2 separate regions of the Homo sapiens genome follow, and region 2 is linked to region 1. A link is an interaction called in ENCODE POLR2A ChIA-PET data of the cell type or tissue named here. Cell type or tissue: Panc1. All regions are shown on one strand. Each heading gives the region's core, and the rest is flanking DNA. Links, peaks and the distances in the headings are about the cores only.

Region 1 (10,341 bases), core at 1,098-9,097:
AATGAACAAGAGGCGGGAAATGTTAAAGGATTTAAATATGATTGAAAATGACTTTCCTGGAAGGTCAATCACAGTTTAAGTGGAGCTACTTTTTCTTTCACTAATGAGCTGTTTCATCCCTTGTAACTAGCATTATTTTGTCTTTGCGGTTTCCAATGGGTGTCCGCTATGTGCTATTTGGAAAGGAAAGAGAAGAAGAAATTAGGAAATTGGGTCGTGATGGGTCGGCTTCGTTATCTTGGCAGCATTTTACCAAGAAATCAGTTTTGTTTAGTCCTGGACAGGGTAGGCCATGCTGTGGTAACAAATCAACCCTGAAATTTCTGTAGCTCAGCAAGCAGTTTATTTATTGCTCACCCAGAGATGGATGGAGGCTGGCAGGGATTCGCCTTCATCCTGTGATTCAGCAATGCAGGCTCCTCCACCCGTGGTAGCGCCGTGTCAATACGTAGCTTCTCAGGTCACTGCTAGAGGGGAAGAGAAGAATGGAAAGTTGCACCAGCTCTTAACAGCCTCAACTCAGAGATGACACGTGTCTCTTCTGCTCCCAATCCCTCAGCCAGAATTAGTAATGTGGGCTGCTGAAAAATGTCAGGAGTGCATGGATATTTGGAGAGTGCTGTTTCTGCCACCTTATTTCATACCAAACCACAGAAACAAAATTGGTGACTCTTCTTAGTAAATTAGAACAGAGTATCAAAAGGATTATTAGGATCAGAGCATCTGGAATGACCAATGAGTCCATTAAGTCAGGAGAATTAGAACAGAACCATTATGAGGAATCATAATGGTCAGAATGGGAACAAACTGACCAAAGGGCTTACTGGATGAAGCTAACCAGATAGAGTGAGACCAGAGAGAAGAAGTGGCCCAGGAAGTCATAACCTCCTGTTCCTGACTTGGACTTTCTGTAAGTGTGATTCCCAACCTGGTTACTCATCAGAATCATACAAGGAACATTAGAAAAGGTAGGGTTTTAGCCTCATCTGAGGCCTATTGAATCAAAATCTCCTGAAGAATATAATATTCATATCATATATATACTATATGTATATATATATACTATATATATACTATATGTATATATATATACTATATATATACTATATGTATATATATATACTATATATATACTATATGTGTATATATATACTATATATATACTATATGTGTATATATATACTATATATATACTATATGTGTATATATATACTATATATACTATATGTATATATATACATATATATGTATAGATGTATATATACATATATATGTATATATATATGTGTATATATATATATATATACTTTAAGTCTTTAAGTTCTGGGGTACATGTGCAGAACGTGCAGGTTTGTTACATAGGTATGCACGTGCCATGGTGGTTTGCTGCAGCCATCAACCCTGTCATCTACATTAGTTATTTCTCCTAATGTCTTCCCTCCCCCAGCCCCCAACCCGCCGACAGGCTTCAGTGTGTGATGCCCCTACCCCGTGTCCATGTATTCTCATTGTTCAACTCCCACTTATGAGTGAGGACATGTGGTGTTTGGTTTTCTGTTCTTATGTTAGTTTGCTGAGAATGACGGTTTCCAGCTTCATCCATGTCCCTGCAGAGGGACATGGCTGCATAGTATTCCAAAAGCCCTTCCTCATTATTCTGATGCAGGCACTGGTCTGTAGGGTTTGAAAAGCATTGCTTAGAGGACAAGGAGGTAGAAGGTGTCCTTAGGATGAGATGCTAATGAGGGAGTGAACCTTAGAAAGGTGGAAAGACTCACACCAGTGGTCCCATGGTTGGGTGATGGTTAACATCACAAAGAGAAGTAAATTCCAGACCTGCATCATAGTACCCTGAGTAGAACTACCTCAACAATCTATCTGGTCAGATACTTAGTACCTAGATGTGGAGACCATATCTCACAGTTCTGTCAGGCAGGAGCAGTCCAAACACTTTGATTATCAGCTGTCTCTTGCTCGGGAAATTACTAGGTACCAACACTGTTATATATGCAGAGGTGTCTGAAAAATGAATGCAGATCAATTTCCAGTTCCACACAGAGCACATCTGTAAAATATGACCTTTGGATAATGGCTGGAGTGTTTACCTGCAGTATTCGTTTTTGCATGTGGCTTTCCCTAGATATGTCAGGATACAGCAGGACCAAAACCTAGGTAAGAACTAAAGTAGTAGGTAAATATTGGATCCTAAATTAAGAGTGGAGGGCAAAGCTTGGGGTGATGTCAAAGTCAATTAATGGATATTCAAATATAAAGTTACATAGCTGAGTAACAAACGCACTATATCAGAGTTGTGAAATGGAAATCAAAACCAAACTGAGCTGGACGTGGTGGCATGCACCTTGAGTCCCAGCTACTTAGGAGACTGAGGTGGGAGGACTGCTTGAGCCTAGGAGGTCGAGGCATCAGTGAGCTATGATCAAGCCACTGCACTAGGCTGGGAGCAGTGGCTCATGCCTGTAATCCCAGCACTTTAGGAGGCCGAGGCAGATGGATCACCTGAGGTCAGGAATTCGAGACCAGCCTGGCCAAAATGATTAAACTCCATCCCTACAAAAATAAGCTGTGTGTGCTTAATAAGCTGGTGGGCATCTGTAATCCCAGCTACTTGGGAGGCTGAGGCAGGAGAATTGTTTGAACCCGAGAGTCAGAGGTTGCAGTGAGCCAAGTTCGTGCCATTGCACTCCAGCCTGAGTGACAAGAGCGAAACTCCGTCTAAAAACAAAAAAAAAGCCACTGCACTCCAGCCTGGGTGACAAAGTGAGACCCTGTCTTTTTTTTGTTTTTTTGAGACGGAATCTCACTCTGTCACCCAGGCTGGAGTGCAGTGGTGCGATCTTGGCGCACTGCAACCTCCACCTCCTGGATTCAAGCGATTCTCCTGCCTCAGCCTCCTGAATAGCTGGGATTACAGGTGCTCACCACCACGCCCGGCTAATTTTTGTATTTTTAGTAGAAATGGGGTTTCACCATGTTGGCTGGGCTGGTCTGAAACTCCCTACCTCAAATGACCTGCCTGCCTCAGCCTCCCAAAGTGCTGGTATTACAGCCATGAGCCATCACGCCTGGCCTGAGACCCTGTCTTTTAAAACAAAAACAAAAACAAAAAACAAAAATTGAGCAAAGACAAATGAATTATCTGGAATAATGAACTCCAGGAGGAAACATGAACATCTGACTAAATTCTAGTTGAAGTCCTGCTGGTTTGCAGTTGCTTTGACATCACTAGCACATGCCTTCCTACTCCATAATTTTAAAGATACTGCTTGAAGCACAACTGACTGTAGAATGTGCTCTCTTTGTCTTACGGTTTTCTCTGAAAGACCTTGCTTTATACAACTGCTGTTTGTTGTAGCCACAGTCATGCTTCATTCAGACAACAGCAGTGGGTTTTCAAAGTGATTCATCTGTTTTCCTTGTACTTACCCTCTTATTTGCTTCAGGGTCCTGCATGTGGCTGGCTGGCCGAGCTTTAAGAGTAGGGTTTGGGTAATATCTGCTTCTGAGCCATGTTTCAGGACTGTGGATATTTTTAAGCTAAAGGGGAGAAGTCCAATGGAAGACATGCAGGGAGCTTTTCATCTACTTGAAGGAACAGACTTGCTCTGTATTGCTCCAAAGAGGCCAATATTTTGAAATTCCAATGAGGTAGGCTCAAAATGAAACATCCTGAACATCTGAGCTGTCCAACAATGATGCCGGCTTCTGGGGCATTACTCAGCTACTTGTGCTCCACCGAGTTCTTTTCTTTTTCTTTTTCTTTTCTTTTCTTTTTTTTTTTCTGACACGGAGTCTTGTTCTGTCGCCCAGGCTGGAGGGCAGTGGTGTGATCTCGGCTCACTGCAACCTCCGCCTTCCAGGTTCAAGAGATTCTTCTGCCTCAGCCTCCAGAGTAGGTGGGATTACAGGCGCTCGCCACCATGCCTGGCTAATTTTTATATTTTCAGTAGAGACAAGGTTTGGCCATGTTGGCCAGGCTGGTCTCAAACTTCTCACCTCAGGTGTTCTGCCTGCCTCGTCCTCCCAAAGTGCTGGGATTACAGGCTTGAGCCACAGCGCCCAGTTGAGTTCTGAATGTTGAGGCTCCTCAGATTTCAGTTTGGACCTCTCTTCTCTTTTACACACTTTTTCTTCAGCACCTCATCAAGCTCTGTTGCTTTAAATGCCATGTATATGTCATAATGAAACCATTGTTTTCTCCAGTCAAATCTCTCTTGCCTTATATATTCAACTACCTCCATGACCTTCCACTTGAATGTTTCATGAGCATCTTGAACTTAACACAGGAAAAATAGAACCCTTGATTTCTTCTTCATCCTCTTCTGCCCCAAAGTCTTATTTTCCTCCAACCTGCCCTAGATTAGTCAATGGCACCAACACCTACCTGTCACTTAGCCCCAAACTTCTGCTTCTCTCTGCCTGTCACACTCAAACCACCTCAAGCCAATCACCTCCAGACTTGAACAAGGAACACAAGTGTCTCACTCATTGAGTTCCCTCAAACCACTGGCACACAGTCAATTCCACCTAAATATTTGGTGAATGAATGAATGATGTAGAATGATCATCTGAAAGAAATAATAATGGCCCTTCTAACTTAATGAGTCTCTACCATGTGATAGGTGCTTTAAATATATAATTCTATCCCTAATGACAACACTTCAAAGTAGGTAGGCAAGTTAAAAAGCTCACAGAACAGAGAGTTTTGTATGGTTTTGCTTTTAAGTTTTATTAAGTGCTTTGTATGATTTGTTTTTTTTTTTTTTTTTTTGAGACAGGGTCTCACTTTGTCACCCAGGCTGGAGTGCAGTGGTGCAATCACAGCTCATTGCAGCCTCAACCTCCGAGCTCAAGCGATCCTCTTGCCACAGCCGCCTGAGCAGCTGACACCATAGGCAGGGGCCACCATGCCTGGCTAAATTTTAAATTTTTTGTAGAGACAGGGTCTTACCATATTGCCCAGGCTGGCCTTGAACTCCTGGCCTCAAGTGATCCTCCTGCCTCAGCCTCCCAAAGTAGTAGGTAGGATTACAGGCATGACCACTGTGCCCGGTGTGTATGACATTTTTTATAGTATACATAGGCATAGTGCTAAGTGCTTTATATATATATAAAATCTCATTTAATTTTTACCAGCCACATACAGGGTAGCTTTTATGCACCATTTCGTTGATAAGAAAACTGAGGCTAGTAGAAATTAAGCAATTTGACTTAGCTAAAATAGCCAGGAAGTGATGGGACTGATATTTAAACCCTGGTCTATTTGGTTCCTACAGCTGTATATTTCCCCGCTATATGATAAAGCAATCTCTAACAAGGATACTACTGAAGGGATGCCAACATTTTACAAATTGTTGTAGTAGATGATCTTTTGGTTTCTTCAAATTGGAATTTTTATAGTTATATTGTGCAAACGGTCCTTTTCTCTATTTCTTTAGATTCACTTCATTAGACATCTCTACCATTTTAAAGAAAGTAAAAATAACTTTCCAAATTTCATAGAAAATCTAGAAATGCTCTAAACCCACACAAAAATTGCAACCGATGTGACAGTAAAGAGCTCCTTCCAGCCGGGCATAGTGGCTCACGCCTGTAATCCCAGCAATTTGGGAGGCTGAGGCAGGCGGATCACTTGAGGCCAGGAGTTCGAGACCAGCCTGGCCAACATGGTGAAACCCTGTCTCTACTAAAAATACAAAAATTAGCCAGGTATGCTGATGCACGCTTATAATCTCAGCTACTCAGGAGGTTGATACAGGAGAATCGCTTGAACCCAGGAGCCGGAGGTTGCAGTGAGCAGAGATAGTGCCACTGTACTCCAGCAGCCTGGGTGACAAAGCAAGGCTCTGTAAAAAATAAAATAAAACAAAAATAAATTTAAAAAACACCTTCTTTTATTCTTTTCTGTATGCTTTGGCACAAGTCAAACTAGAATTCATATCTTCTTAATACCTAAACTAAGTTAACCAGCCTGGCAATGGTTCCCAAAGCCATGCCAGCAATTACACAGTGCAGGATGTCACCCCTGGGCTGACTCACCACACAGAAGACCTAGTAACTTGAGGAGTATTGTTCTCAAAGATCCAAATTTGCTGAAATCTATTCTAAGTACTCCTGAATTAAAAAAAGATCGTATTACAATTAGTGTACCTTTAAAAAAAGAAATTCCCTGTCTATCTGTATATAGCTCCTCTGATTCCTGAGTTCTACTCCTTATAGTTATACAATTATGTGGAAATTATTTCATGTTAACTTCTGTATTCCAACATCATTTTTAAGAAGGAGGTTAGTAAAGGTGCCCACTAGACAAACTTCTGCAATAGGAAAAGAGCACTGGGATAGACAAGTAAAACAACAGAATAGAAGCAACGGGAAACAATGTCCATAAGCAATTCAAGCTGGGAGTGATAAGCCTACCTGTGAAGTCAGGAGATGAAGTTTGAGGAAGAAGCAACAAGAAACATTGATTCCTCTCTACCTATTGCAAATGGTCTTGGGGCTCCTAAGCATAAATGTTACTTTTCCCTGCAGTGAGCCTGTATGAAGCTCTCAGATAATCACTTCAAATTGCTCTTTCAATTCACAAGCCTGCAGCATTCTGAAATATTTCCAGACATTATTTGCACCTATATAAGGATAGCAGATACTTATCCAGTGCCTACCTGGTGCTATTGTAGGTCGATTTGGGATTTGATTCAAGGATTCTGGCTCCATACTCTGCTCTATCCACTACACTGAACTGCCTCTCCATGAGAAACTATTTTAATAAGTCCCCCAGTTAGAAGAACTCATCCATCTGCAACTCACACTGGTGCGAAAGTTGAGCAGCAAATCAGATCAGGAAGTGCCATCTCCACCACCAACAAGGGGCCCTAGAGTCACCAGCACCAGTCCCTGCCTAACTGAAACCTAGAACTTGAGAAAGAAATTCACAGATATGGCTCATTGCAAGGGTGAAGGGAGGATGGTAGGAAGAGTGAGACGTCAGAGCTCTTTTTGAGTGGGGGGAGGAAGGCCGCCCCCATGCCTGGGAGGTGGATGGAACTGTAGAAGAGGAATCTTGAGATGGGTAGAGTTCAAATGGGTGAGAGCTTTAACTTACCCTCTCCTAGTTTAGGAAGTGCTCCTAAACGTGTCCCCAGTTTCCAAAATAGGGATAGTTGCTTTGAGCTGCTGACTGGTGGTTTTGCTTTGTGGACATGGAGAGGAGAGGATGGCCAGGAAAGGGAGATTCTTCCCACCCCTTTGCTTCCGTGGTTCCCATGCACCTATAGGGTGGACTAAGACTCCGTACCTGGAAGATGTTTCAATCGTGAGAGAAGGGCAGGTAAAAGGAAGAGCACAGACCAGAATGACGTAACATTCTGCCTGCACCCACAGGTCAGAGCAGCTTTCTGTGAACTTGAATGTGATTGTGAGTCACCTGGGGATCTTGTTAAAATGCAGATTCTGGTTCAGCATATCTGGGGTAGGGCCTGACACTCTGCATTTTTAACAAGCTCCCTGGTGCGGCTGATCCTAGGGTCTATGTATAGACCATGCTTTCAGTAGCAAGGAGTTAGAGGACACGCCAGCTGGAAGGCAGAGGGATCTTATACACCTGGGTTAGGCATATATTTTCATTACTGTTTGCTGCATATTCCTGAGAGGACAGAATGTGGGGTGACTGTCCTTCAGTCTTTGATCTCCCCGCTGCACAGTTTGAATTAAGGCAGATAGCACTTTCATCTGGCCCTAGGGGCATCTGTCGGGGCCCTGGGACAGTTACCTGTACTTTTTGTCAACATTAATGCTGTCCTCCATTTCTGTGAATTGTGGAGAATATGGTCTTTTAAAGGATGCTAGAGGCAAAGCTAAAAGGACAATGCTAGAACTAGTCATTTTTTTTTTTTTTTGTCTCATTGCCCCAGAAGGTCAGGAAACTTGAGCAACAGTGTGAACAAGTCCACAGCTCCAGTTTCCCCAGGGCTACCAGGGGAAACACTCGAGGCTGTTCACCCTTAGCTAGCTTAAGCTCTGGTGAGGGGAATCATGTATGAATTTCACCTCCTTAAAACATCAGTGAAGGCGGTCGTTATTTGGATCGTCCAAACTGTTTCCATGAGGAATGGAATGGAATCAGGAAACCTAAATTTAGATTAGGTGCAATGAAACTGTCTTCCTGAGACAGAAAAAGTAATTATAGAAAGGCATTTCAAAGAAAAGTCTTGCTAATGTTTCTCGGGACCTTCCTCAGGGACAGATTACGGGGAGTGGAACCTGCCTGGATAGCCCATTACTTTTTTTTCCCAAGGCAGCCCCATGACCTGCTAGCTACCACAGGGAGCCAAGACAATGAGTGGAATCAGGCCGTGCGTGGGGCCAAGATAAACTGTGCTAATGTCCTGACCGTTCTGGATGGCTTAAGGCCTGGCTGCCGCCTCTGTGAGCACTGACGCCCTATACTCTGCCCCGTCTTCCTGGCCAGATAAGTCTCTCCCACATGTGACCACCCCCAAGACCACAACTAGCAAGACAGAAGCCATGCGTTATTTTACTAAATAACAACATTCTTGGAAAATTTCCCATATCTTATTTTCCCTTCAAAAAAATTTTTTGAACATGGCTCAAAACTCAAAACTGGCCAGGTGCAGTGGCTCACGCCTGTAATCCCAACACTTTGGGAGGCCAAGGTGGACAGATCACCTGAGGTCAGGAGTTGGAGACCAGCCTGATTAACATGGGAAAACCCTGTCTCTGCTACTAAAAATACAAAAATTAGCTGGGCATGGTGGCATGGTGGCATGGTGGTGCACACCTGTAATCCCAGCTACACAGTAGGCTGAGGCAAGAGAATCACTTGAACCCAGGAAGTGGAGGTTGCAGTGGGCTGAGATTGCACCACTGTACTCCAACCTGGGTAACAGAGTAAGACTCTGTCTTAAAAAAAAAAAGAAAAAAAGAAAAATCAAAACTCTCTAAGGCCGGGCGTGGTGGCTCACGCCTGTAATCTCAGCACTTTGGGAGGCCGAGGCAGGAGGATCACTTAAGGTCATGAGTTCAAGACCAGCCTGGCCAACATAATGAAACCCCATCTCTACTAAAAATACAAAAATTAGCTGGCTGTGGTGGCATGCACCTATAGTCTAAGCTACTCGGGAGGCTGAGACAGGAGAGTCGTTTGAACCCTGGAGGTGGAGGTTGCAGTGAGCTGAAATCATGCCACTGCACTCTAGTCTGGGCAACAGAGCAAGACTCTAAAAAAAAATAATAAAAATAAAAATCTGTCTAAGAAGGTACACTGGGACATTTTGCCCTTCTCTGTTCTATCCACCAAATTCCTCCTTTGCCCACTCTACATTATTATTTGAGTTTCTGTTTATCTTTACACTATTTTGTTATACACATATGAATATTCTTCTATTTCTCTCTTATACAAAAGATATGGTTTTTCTGTTCCACACCTTGCCTTTCTTTTCACTTAATATATCATAGAGCTTTCTCCATGTCCATATGTGACATCCTTCTCACTCTTTTTGACAGCTGCAGATTATTCTAATACCTGAATGTATTAGATTTTATGCAACCAGTCTCCTAGTTGTTGGACTCTTGAGTAGTTTTCAGTCTCTTTTATTGCAAACAATGCTGCCAGAAGCATCCTTTTTCATGTGCTATTTTTTATGTGTACAGGTGTAACTAATGGCTAGATACTGAGACATGATGTTGGGGGATTAAAGGGTAAATGCATCTGTAATGTTGATAGCTATTGCCAGTCTCTCTTCCTGGAACGTTGTAGCATTTTATTCCCCCACCAATAAATGTTTGAGGGTACCTGTTCCTACACAGCCTTGCCCAAGGAAGTGTATCACACTTCTGGATTTTGCCAATCCAGCAGATGACAAGTGTTTTCTTAGTGTGGTTTTAATATTTGATTTCTTTTTTTTTCTTTTTTCTTTTTTCTTTTTTTCTTTTTTTTTTTTTTGAGACAGGGTCTCTCTCTGTTGCCCAGGCTGGAGTGCAGTGGCACTGTCTTGGCTCACTGCAAACTCAACCTCCCAGGTTCAAATGATTCTCATGCCTCAGCCTCCCCAGTAGCTGAGATTACAGGCCTTGTATGTGTGCCACCATGGCCAGCTAATTTTTGTATTTTTAGTAGAGATGGGGTTTCACCATGCTGGCCTGTCTGGTCTCGAACTCCCGGCCTCAAATGATCCGCCCACCTCAGCCTCCCAAAGTGCTGGGATTATAGGGGTGAGCCACCATGCCAGCCTGATTTCTTATCATGAGTAAAACAGAATATTGTCATACCTTTAAGGGCCATTTGTGAACTTTTGTGTCATGTCC
Region 2 (10,341 bases), core at 1,227-9,226, 370 kb after region 1:
AGCTCCAACAATCTGTAATCCGTGAACAAACAGTGCCCAACAGGGGCTTTCTCTAGCAGCTGTGGACTCAGAGAAGCTGGAGCTCTGGACCTGAGTTCTGTCCCTCCAACAATGTGCCTCTGTTGTTTGATCTTCAAATATTTTTGAATCCTGAAACACACTCTCTTTTTCTTGTAAATTTCTCACTAAGAAATTAATGAAAATTATATAAAAATATTTTTGAGAATAAATAAAACTGGCTGAGGAATAAGGAAAATTGAGTTCTGGAGCAGCTAAGACATGAATTCCTTGTGTGATGTTGAACAAACCCCTCTCACTCTTCTGATTTCCCCATAGGTCAAATGGGGACTATATTATAATCAAATGACGTCGTGAATGGAACACACTCTGAAGAGTACAAGGATTGGCACAAATAAATGTCTGACTTACTGTTGCCATTTTAATTGTTCATTTATCAGACTGAAGTATCTAGATTTAAGATAAATCGCAGGTATAATGAAGGCCTTAATGCCCACCTTAAGTGTTTTGTACTTGCTGGGCCATTTAAACTTCACAACGACACTCTGAGGTAGGTGTTGTGATTGTCACCATTTTACACCTCTTTTTTTTTTTTTTTTTTTTTTTGAGATGGAGTCTCTCTCTCTGTTGCCTAGGCTGGAAGGCAATAGTGTGATCTCGGCTCACTGCAACCTCCACCTTCAGGTTCAAGCAATTCTCCTGCCTCAGCCTCCCAAGTAGCTGGGATTACAGGTGTACACCACCATGCCCGGCCAATTTTTGTATTTTTAGTACAGATAGGGTTTCACCATGTTAGCCAGGCTGGTCTTGAACTCCTGACCTCAAGTGATCCACCTGCCTCGGCCTCCCAAAGTGCTGGGATTACAGCAGGCATGAGCCACCGCCCCCAGCCCACACTTCCACTTTCTAATGGAAGCAAGGAGAGTCTAAATAAACCTGCCCAAGGGTATACGGGTGATGAGTAGCCACACAGGGCTTCAAACCCATGCAATGGGTTTGTGCTAGTCCTTGTACTCTTCTTACCCAGTACCCTATCTCACCTCTCAGTTCACATGGCTTAGAGCACCAGGTGCCAAGCATGTACCTATGTTTCACTTGTTGGGGGGGAGGGGGGAGGGAGGAAAGAAAGAAGAAGGGAAATCTAAGGATAAATTAGAAGACTGGACGTTATATATTTTGAAGTATTCAACAAAATAGAAAGTAGCTAGAGCATTATTTCTATGCATTATTGACTTAAAGTGAAGGTCATTTTAAAGATCTTCAAAGTGACTCATTTTTCTTGCACCCAGAGATCAGATGTCTGATTTTAAAGCATAAAACAATTTGCAAAATTGCTTTAGTCTATTTCTTACAGAGGACCTAAATTGGATGGTATTTTGTGCTCATAATAACCTTTAAGGTCAGCATGCATTGAGACAGCTGCCAATATTGCATCAGAAGTGAGTGCCAAGCTTGTTTGTCCCTCCCACCCACTGGAAGTTCTCCTGGAGAGGTAGAGGCTTATGGGTACAGACCAATCTGCAGTGAGAAACACCTGTGTGCCCCAGCTCTGAACAAATAGGGTGAATTGACATTGACGTCAGCCACTGTGATGGCACAACAGTTAGGTGGGCTAATCTGTTTGTGCAAATGACCTTTGCTGCAGACGAAGCCCATGCCAACACTCAAGACTGGGTCACCTTAAGCTCCCACATTCATGTGAACTCTCTGATGGTCTTTTCAGTATCCTGCCTGCAGTGACCTTGCTGGAATCCAGAAGGGGTGCTGCGCTGCAGGCCAGAGGCAGACCTGGGAGCCAGACTGCCAGGTGAGGCGCCTGACTCTGCCATGCTCCTGCTGTGTTGCATTGAATGAGTCACAGGACTGTTCTGTGCCTTGGTCCCCTCATCTGTAAAATGGGAGTAGTGATAGTATCCACCTCAGGGGCTGCTGTGAGGGTTAAATGGGTGAGCACAGGTCAGGCTCTTAGAACAGTGATTGGTACACAATAAACACGAGCTGCCACGATTGTCATCCAGAGCATTGCAGAGCCGTCACTTTTCACCCGTTCTCATCTTAAGATGGCACAACTATATATTAATTTTTTAGAGATATAATTCACAAAGCATGAAATTCACCATCTAAAAGTAAACAGCTCATTGTTTTTTGCATATTTTCTATATTGTGCAACCCCACCACTATCTAATTCAGGATGTTCCATATGACCCCAAAAAGAAGCCCTACCCGATAGAAGTCACTCCCTACCCCTTCCGCCGTCCCCTCTCACCCATGAGTCTGCTTTCTGTCCCTGTGGATTTGCCTATTTGGGACACTTCATATACATGGAATCATACAAATATGTGGCCTTTTGTGAGGATGACACAACCATAAAAGAACGCTTTACACTTTGGAAGCAAAATAATAGGATCCCTCCACCCCTTCCCTGCAAAATAATAAAGCATCAGCTGCATCTGCTTGTGGTAACAGCCTCTCAGTGGGCTGACAGGAGGAGGCTCAGCTTGATTCGGGTTTTGAAACATGTTAGGCTTTGAAGTTCATTTTCCATCCCACGTAACACAACAGAGATGCAGAGCAGCAGGCCTATTGTTCCAGCCTCCCCCTTCCGCATTTTCCACAAAGGTCGGCAGAGTACCCTGACGACTAAGTCTCATTACTGACTACGAATCTTCCCTGCTAGGGGACTCCCTCCTTCAGACCTGACCTATAGAAGGAGACTTACGGTAGAAGCTTCATGAAATGATAAACTCTTTGTAAAACTCATAACAGGCCCAGTTAAGAATCCCCATGGGCTTAAATCACATGAGCAGTGGTTCTTTAATTATTTTGTATTTTTAGTAGAGACAGGGTTTCATCAAATTGGCCAGGCTGGTCTTAAACTCCTGGCCTCAAGTGATCCACCCACCTCGGCCTCCCAAAGTGCTGGAATCACAGTCGTGAGCCACCGTGCCCAGCCAGTAGTTCTTGCTTTAAAATATCCTGGAGTCATCTCTTAGCCTGAGAGATGCTATTTAATTGCTTATAAGGGGGTAAACCTCAATATTGCACTTAGAAACAAATAATGCAGAATAAAAGACATCTCAAACTCATTCTCAATTTGGAAGAAAACAAAAGTATGTTGTATTGGTTTCTCAAATCCCTGAGATCTTGTGGAGAATCGCAGCATGGAAGGGAGGAGGTTATAGCCAGAAGTAGGGTAACATGACCAGCCGTGAGTTAACAGAAGGCAGGCGGTGTCAACCTCTGGACCTTCAGGACACTTCCCACAAGCAGCCAATGAGCCATGGTGCGCTGATGGGGAACAGCCCGCCCATCTCGGTGACACAATTAGGGGTCTAGTTTCAGAAAAGCCTATTGAAGATATATGTTCATGGAAACCATGCTAAAATAAATTTATATTTTGTAGCTGAGACTTCTGGGCACCTGAATATAATTCACTGTGAATATTTGTTTCACTATGATGTTTTTTTGCATTGCCCAAACATGAGACTACATAATTTTGTTCAGGCAGTGTGGTAAAAAGACTGATACACTGGGACCCAAAACACCTCAAGCAAATCTTGACTCATTCATTCAATGTCCTTGTGACTTTAGACAACTACTCTTATTTGTCCTGAACTTCTTCAAATGTAAAACAACGACAATCCCCCAGACTCCTCCGGCTCTAAGAATTTACCAGAATTTCTCTGACTGATGAATTTATGTGAGAATGTAGCATCAAAATCAAGCCTCTCTGGGATAAGCTCCCACACTCAGACTGAGGTCCAGGAAGGGAAAAGCAAGTGGTGACTTCTGGCCCACTGAGCTTCCGTTCATCAATAAGTGGTCTGAGAATTGAGTAAAAATTCCAGAAAGCCACTGGTCTTCAGTCAAGCAGAGACAGGATTAAATATGAAAAGTAAAGGTTGGGTGCAGTGGCTTACACCTGTAATCCCAGCACTTTGAAAGGCCAAGGTGGGCAGATCACTTGAGGTCAGGAGTTCAAGACCAGCCTGGCCAACATAGTGAAACCCCATGTCCACTAAAAATACAAAAAAATTAGCTGGGCGTGGTGGCACGCACCTGTAGTCCCAGCTACTCGGGAGGTTGAGGTAGGGGAATCCCTTGAACCAGGGAGGCAGAGGTTGCAGTGAGCCAAGATTGCACCACTGCACTTCAGCCTGGGCAACAGAGCGAGACTCTGTCTCTAAATGAATAAATACAGATACATATGAAAGTATTCTTTTATGTAGCAATAGAGATTAAAGAACAAAGGTGTACTTATCACCTTTTTTTTTTTTTTTTTTGGAGACAGTTTTGCTCTTGTCACCCAGGCTGGAGTACAATGGCACGATCTCGGCTCACTGCAACTTCCTTCTCCCAGGTTCAAGCAATTCTCCTGCCTCAACCTCCCGAGTAGCTGGGATTACAGGTGAAGTTTCACCATGTTGGGCGGACTGGTCTCGAACTCCTGACCTCAGGCAATCCACCCGCCTCCGCTTCCCAAAGTGCTGAGATTATAGGCGTCAACCACCGTGCCTGGCCCCTTCCTTTTTAATTGTCACAGGGGCAGAACATTCTATCATCTCTCCAGGAAAACCACCATGTTTCTGAAGGCATTAAGCTCCAAGCTGGCTAACAGTCAAGCCACAGGAAGGAGAAGGCAGAGCATGAAACATAAGCTGTGTGACTGGTACCTGAGTAAGAGCAAGCTAATTATAAAATGGACCTAGTGTTAGGTTCCACTTTTATGGGTCACTTGCTGCACTTCCATATTTGAGGGTCTAGGAAAGGTTGTGTTGTCACCCGAGTGGACTTTGCCTCTCATGCCAGTAGCTAAGAATTCCCTCTCCTTGCCCATGTGGTTTCTCTGATTACATGATTACTCAGGCTGACTGGGATTTCTTTATTCTAAATCAGCCCTCTTTATCAAAGGACCCAGTGATGATCTCTGGACATTCATTCTTTTATGGTACTGAGGCTGATAGCAGTGAGGTCACGTTCCAACCCAGCACAGTTTGAAAGGGACAAGAGGCCTACTGTACATACTGTACCTCCTCTTAAAGCTGGGTGTCACCTTGTTTTATCACCTCTCAAGCACTGAAACTTCAAAGCACACTGTAAAAGCTCAGAAACAGCTCTGTGAATCACAGAATATACATATAAACACGTTTAAACTACCTTTGGGATTAAATAAATGTAGCCTGCATTTCCAGTTGATACACAGTGACCCAGACCGATAGAACTCATGAATTAAAAACAAATGTTAATCCATTTCGGCTTCATTTCTATCCCCGAGATTTCCTAATGGTTTTGTTTCCCAATCCATTTGAACAAAACAAGATAGGTCAGCTTTCATTGTAGTCAGAATATTTTGCAGGAGCTGATGAAAAAATTATCATCATGAGGCAGATAAGAGCACACAGATGATGTCAAAACAAGGTCAAGCGAACTTGAAGTTAAGCAAACAGCTCTCAGTGGGCTGTTTTGGACATCCCTTCTCTTTACTTGTAAGAAATGTAACTTTTAATTTCTTAAGCATGCTCTTACTGCAAATGCTCAGAGATGAAAATCTCACCCCCTTCGCTTATGTTCATGAGCTTTTATCAGTTGGAGCATCCCAGGTGGACCGGGAGAAAATGCTGATCATTGCTACAATAAAGGAAACTTTAAAAAATTTTATTGATACATAATTTGTACATGTTTATGGGGTACATGTGTATTTTGAGGTATGTGTACAATGCATAATGATCAAATCAGGGTAATCAGGATAGCTATCACCTCAAACATTTATGATTTATTTGTACTGGGAACATTCCAAGTCTTCTAGTTATTTTGAAATATGCAATATATTGTTGTTAACTATAGTCACTCTATTGTACTATAGACTGCTAGAACTTATTCCTTCTATCTAACTGTATGTTTGTACCCATTAACCAACCTTTCTTCATTCCCATCTCTCCCATCACCCACCCCACACACACCCTTCCCAGCCTCTGGTAATAATCATTCTACTCTCTACACTATGCAATTAACATTTTTTAGCTCCTACACGAGTGAAAACATGTAATGCTTGCCTTTCTATGCCTGGCTTAACATAATGACCTGCAGTTCCATCCGTGTTGCTGCAAATGACAGGACTGCATTCTTTTCTATGGCTGAGTGCTATTCTATTGTGGATAGGTACCACATCTTCCTTATCTGTGTATCCACTGACGGACACTTAGGTTGATTCCATATTATGGCTATTGTGAATAGTGCTGCAATAAACATGGGGGTGCAGGTTTCCCTCTGACATACTGAGAGTTAGGGAAGCAATTCATCCAGGTCAGATGTCATTGAGCACCCACTGACACTCTGACACTCAATTTGCTGCCTTCAGGGAGGCTGTTGCTGCCACTTGGAGGCCAAAACACAAAGTTTCTCCTTGAATCCAGTAAGAACGAGGTTTATGGGTGGGTTATTATCATTTACACTGGTGATACTAAGAGCAGGTGGGGGAGTTTTACATAAACTGCTCTCCACTTTTCAAATAATTAGAGTGATCATTTTTTACTGAGTATCAGATGAGAATTGTCAACAATCCCATACTAAAGTTCAGTAGAGGAAATGTATTAAGCACCAAAGTGCCTTTTAATGTGGAATTCATGAATCTGCTATTCTCACTACTTAGAAATTCCTTAATCAGGATTTTCTCTCTTGGGGGAAAGAAGGCCTCTGTTAATGTTACTTGCAATCCCAGGAATGATTTATTTTAAGACTATTTAAAAGAAGCATGACATTTATAATTTGAAAGTAGGCTAAATACTTGCATGCAATTTTTTTTTTCTGCTGAGATCACAGATGCTGCCTTTTGTTTTTTTTTTTTTACAGCAAAGAATGCATTGAAAAATGGACAACCAATCAGACACCTAATACAAAATGGGACCTGATAGATCTATTTAGACCAGAATTTCCCATCCTTAGAACTCAGCTGGATAATTCTTTGTCGGGGGCTCTTCTGTACATTGTAGGCTATTTAGCAGCTTCCCTGCCTCTTCCCACTAGATCCCAGTAGCACTCCTGTATTAGTCCATTCTCACACTGCTATAAAGATACTACCGGAGACTGGGTAACTTATAAACAAAAGAGGTTTAATTGACTCACAGCCCTGTATGGCTGCAGAAGCCTCAGGAAACTTACAATCACGGTGAAAGCCAAAGGGGAAGAAAGGCACGTCTTACATGGTGGTAACAGAGAGAGTGAGCGAGGCAGGAATTGCCAAACACTTTTAAACCACTGGATCTCATGAGAACTCACTATCATGAGAACAGCAATCATGATCCATCACCTCCCACTAGGTCCCTCCCTCGGCACATAGGGATTACAGTTCCAGATGAGATTTGGGGCAGTGGGGGGAAAGAGCCAAACCATATCAACTCCCTTGACTGTAACGAGCAAAAATGCCCCCAGACGCCAAATATTTTCTAGGGGGCAAAACCATCCGATGACAACCACTGACTACATAAAGTTTTTGGGAGAGAAGAGGGGTTAGAAATACTATCAGCTGGCTGGGGTGGTGGCTCACACCTGCAATCCCAGCACTTTGGGAGGCCAAGGCAGGCGGATCACGAGGTCAAGAAATCAAGACCATCCTGACCAACGTGGTGGAAACCCGTCTCTACTAAAAATACAAAAATTAGCTCGGCATGGTGGCGCACACCTGTAGTCCCAGCTACTCAGGAAGCTGAGGCAGGAGAATTGCTTGAACCCAGGAGGTGGATGGTGCAGTGAGCCAAGATCGTCACTGCACTCCAGCCTGGCGACAGAGTGAGAACTCTGTCTGGAAAAAAAAAAATACAATCAGCCAGAGTATCTGAAATGGATTTCTAGTCATTAAAATAACATTTTAAATTATAGGAACAAAAAGATAGTGAGATTTGGCTAGAAAGTTAGGAGTTTCCAACCTAGGGTCTCTGTTAACACATCGCAACCTTATTTTGCAGGCTCCCAAAGGAGTAACTGACTTATGTAAAATAAAGAAATAAATTATTCTTTTTAAGATACAGTGTCTTCTAGATTAAACCATCAACTAAATAATAATCAAAACTAAATTTCAGACTAAATAATGTTAAAGCTGGTCCAAGTTTTGCTTTTTGAACATATTGCTGATAGAAATCAGAAAAATTGATTGGGCACTGTGGCTCATGCCTGTAATCCCAGCACTTTGGGAGGTCGAGGCAGGCGGATCACAAGGTCAGGAGTTCGAGACCAGCTTGGCCAATATTGTGAAACCCCATCTCTACTTAAAAAAAAAAAAATACAAAAATTAGCCAGGTATGGTGGTGCGTGCCTATAGTCCCAGCTACTTGGGAGGCTGAGGCAGGAGAATCACTTGAACCTGGGAGGCAGAGGTTACAGTGAGCTGAGATTGTGCCATTGCACTCCAGCCTGAGCAACAGAGCAAGACTGTCTCAAAAAAAAAAAAGAAATCAGAAAAATTAAAACATTAACTTCTTAGGTTTTCCCTCTAACCCCTTGAACTTGATGGCTAGTTTGGGCCTTTCTGAGTATATACCACTTGTAAAAATGTACAGCTGTGTTTCCTTTCGTGTTTTATAGATATAATAGATAAGATTATCTAGCCAAATGCTCTGGTAAATCAAATATCTCTATCAGTTTTCTCTCCTTCCCTCTCTCCTCACCCCTCAACACATGCATGCACAAATTTTCTGAGCTTTATTAAGCTGGTTTTTATTTTCTCTATAACTATTAATTTTAACCTGTGGTCATTTTTAAAAATCAGGAATCCCTTTCTTCAAACAATGTTTTATGTTGACTTACGTGAAATAATGAAATAAATTGTTCTTTTTAAGGTACACTGTCTTCTAGACTAAACCATGAACTAAATAATAATCAAATCTAAATTTCAGACTAAATAATGTTAAAGCTGGTCCAATTTTTGCTTTTTGATAGAAGCCCTGTTTTAGATAGAAGCCCAACTTGTGAAACAGGAGGATTCTTCCCCACCCCCAGAGGTATTCTTGAAGCAATTTGGAGCCACTGACATAGGAAAGGGAATTAAGCATGTTACTATAGACAACGTGAGGCATAATGATATAAACATTTTAAGGTTAAAATGATTACCTTTATATATAGCAGATTCTCAATTACCCTCAGGAAAAAAATGTATAGTTTTCAAAGACAGACATAGGCTAACATTATAAGGAGGAACAGCTCTCAGAGCTTTAAAAGAAAAACTATTGCAGTAAGAATGCTGTTTATTGGACACAGCTGCTCTTCCCTTTAGTTCAATTAGAAGTCCTCAGTGAATGTCAGTTCTCTACTGTGAGAAGCCACCTCTCAATTTAAAACCTCTCTGCAACTACATTGAATTCCCATGTTGCTGGCTCATGGCCCACCTTACCTGTTTCTCAGCAGCTTCTCCCTCCAAGACAGCACCACCTGTTCCATCAACCAGACCTCCACACTATGCTTTGGACATCTCTACAGATATTGCTCATGTCTGACGGGAATTCCCACCTCCTGGTCCCCATCAAGTCACTTGCTATGGGGTTTATTTTTTAATGTAGCCTCAAAACGTACCTGAAGTTTTTCCTGAGGATTTCTTACTGCCCCGCTTTAAGACCCCTTAGAATCTATATACTGAGTTGACCTAAATCATTGCCTTGCCTTTGAATTCTCTTCGAGGTGTTTCAGTGAGTAGTTTAATCACAGGATTATACCTAGATGACAAATTTCTCAAAGATAAAACCCTATTTTCCCCTTTATTCCCTATGTTGTGTTCATAAGATACACAATAACTTTTCAAACGCTTGCTAAAGTAGAATTGCGTGTATATATCTTAAAATAACAATGGTTATTATGCACCTAGATATAAGTAGGCCAGTCACGGAAATAACAGTTAATTCAGTTGGTAGAGTGTGATGATTAATATTATGTGTGTATTAGTCCATTCTCATGCTGCTATGAAGAAATACCTGAGACTGGGTGATTTATAAAGGAAAGAGGTTTAATTGACTCACAGTTCCGCAGGGCTGGGAGGCCTCAAGAAGTTTATAATCATGGCAGAAGGAGAAGCAAACATATCCTTCCTCACACGGTGGCAGCAAGGAGAAGTGCGGAGCAAAGTGAGGGGGGAAAGCCCCTTATAAAACCATCAGCTCTCGTGAGAACTCACTATCACGAGAGCAGCATGGAAGTAACCGCCCCCATGCTTCAATTACCTCCCACCAGGTCCCTCCCACAACATGTGGGGATTATGGGAACTACAATTCAAGATGAGATTTGGGTGGGGACACAGACAAACCATATCATTGTGTCAACCTGACAGGGCCACAGCGTGCC

Evidence for each region. ChIA-PET counts read pairs that join two places held together with the same protein. Peaks named below come from ENCODE experiments on the same cell type or tissue, not always from the same donor. Only the 100,000 strongest peaks of a DNase experiment are listed, where the experiment ranks them.
Region 2: POLR2A ChIA-PET joins it to region 1 with 14 read pairs; 3 of 35 experiments call an interaction of 5 or more read pairs at or near these places.

Annotation. Positions count from the first base shown.
Region 1 is chr6:134,474,759-134,485,099 of GRCh38, forward strand. CT69 (cancer/testis associated transcript 69) reads right to left here and starts at 4,139. Exons shown (of 5, transcript NR_125852.1): 1 at 3,445-4,139; 2 at 358-467. All of the region lies in intron 2 of LINC01010 (long intergenic non-protein coding RNA 1010), which reads left to right. In Panc1, for the core only: no CTCF peak of the experiment used is centred there; no DNase peak of the experiment used is centred there.
Region 2 is chr6:134,848,511-134,858,851 of GRCh38, forward strand. The region is part of intron 2 of LOC101928277 (a long non-coding RNA gene); the gene reads right to left. Among named protein-coding and RNA genes, the nearest start is that of ALDH8A1, 96 kb to the right of the region's middle. RefSeq lists an enhancer at 2,300-2,833. In Panc1, for the core only: CTCF peaks have their summits at 6,396 and 6,601; a DNase peak (open chromatin) is centred at 4,901.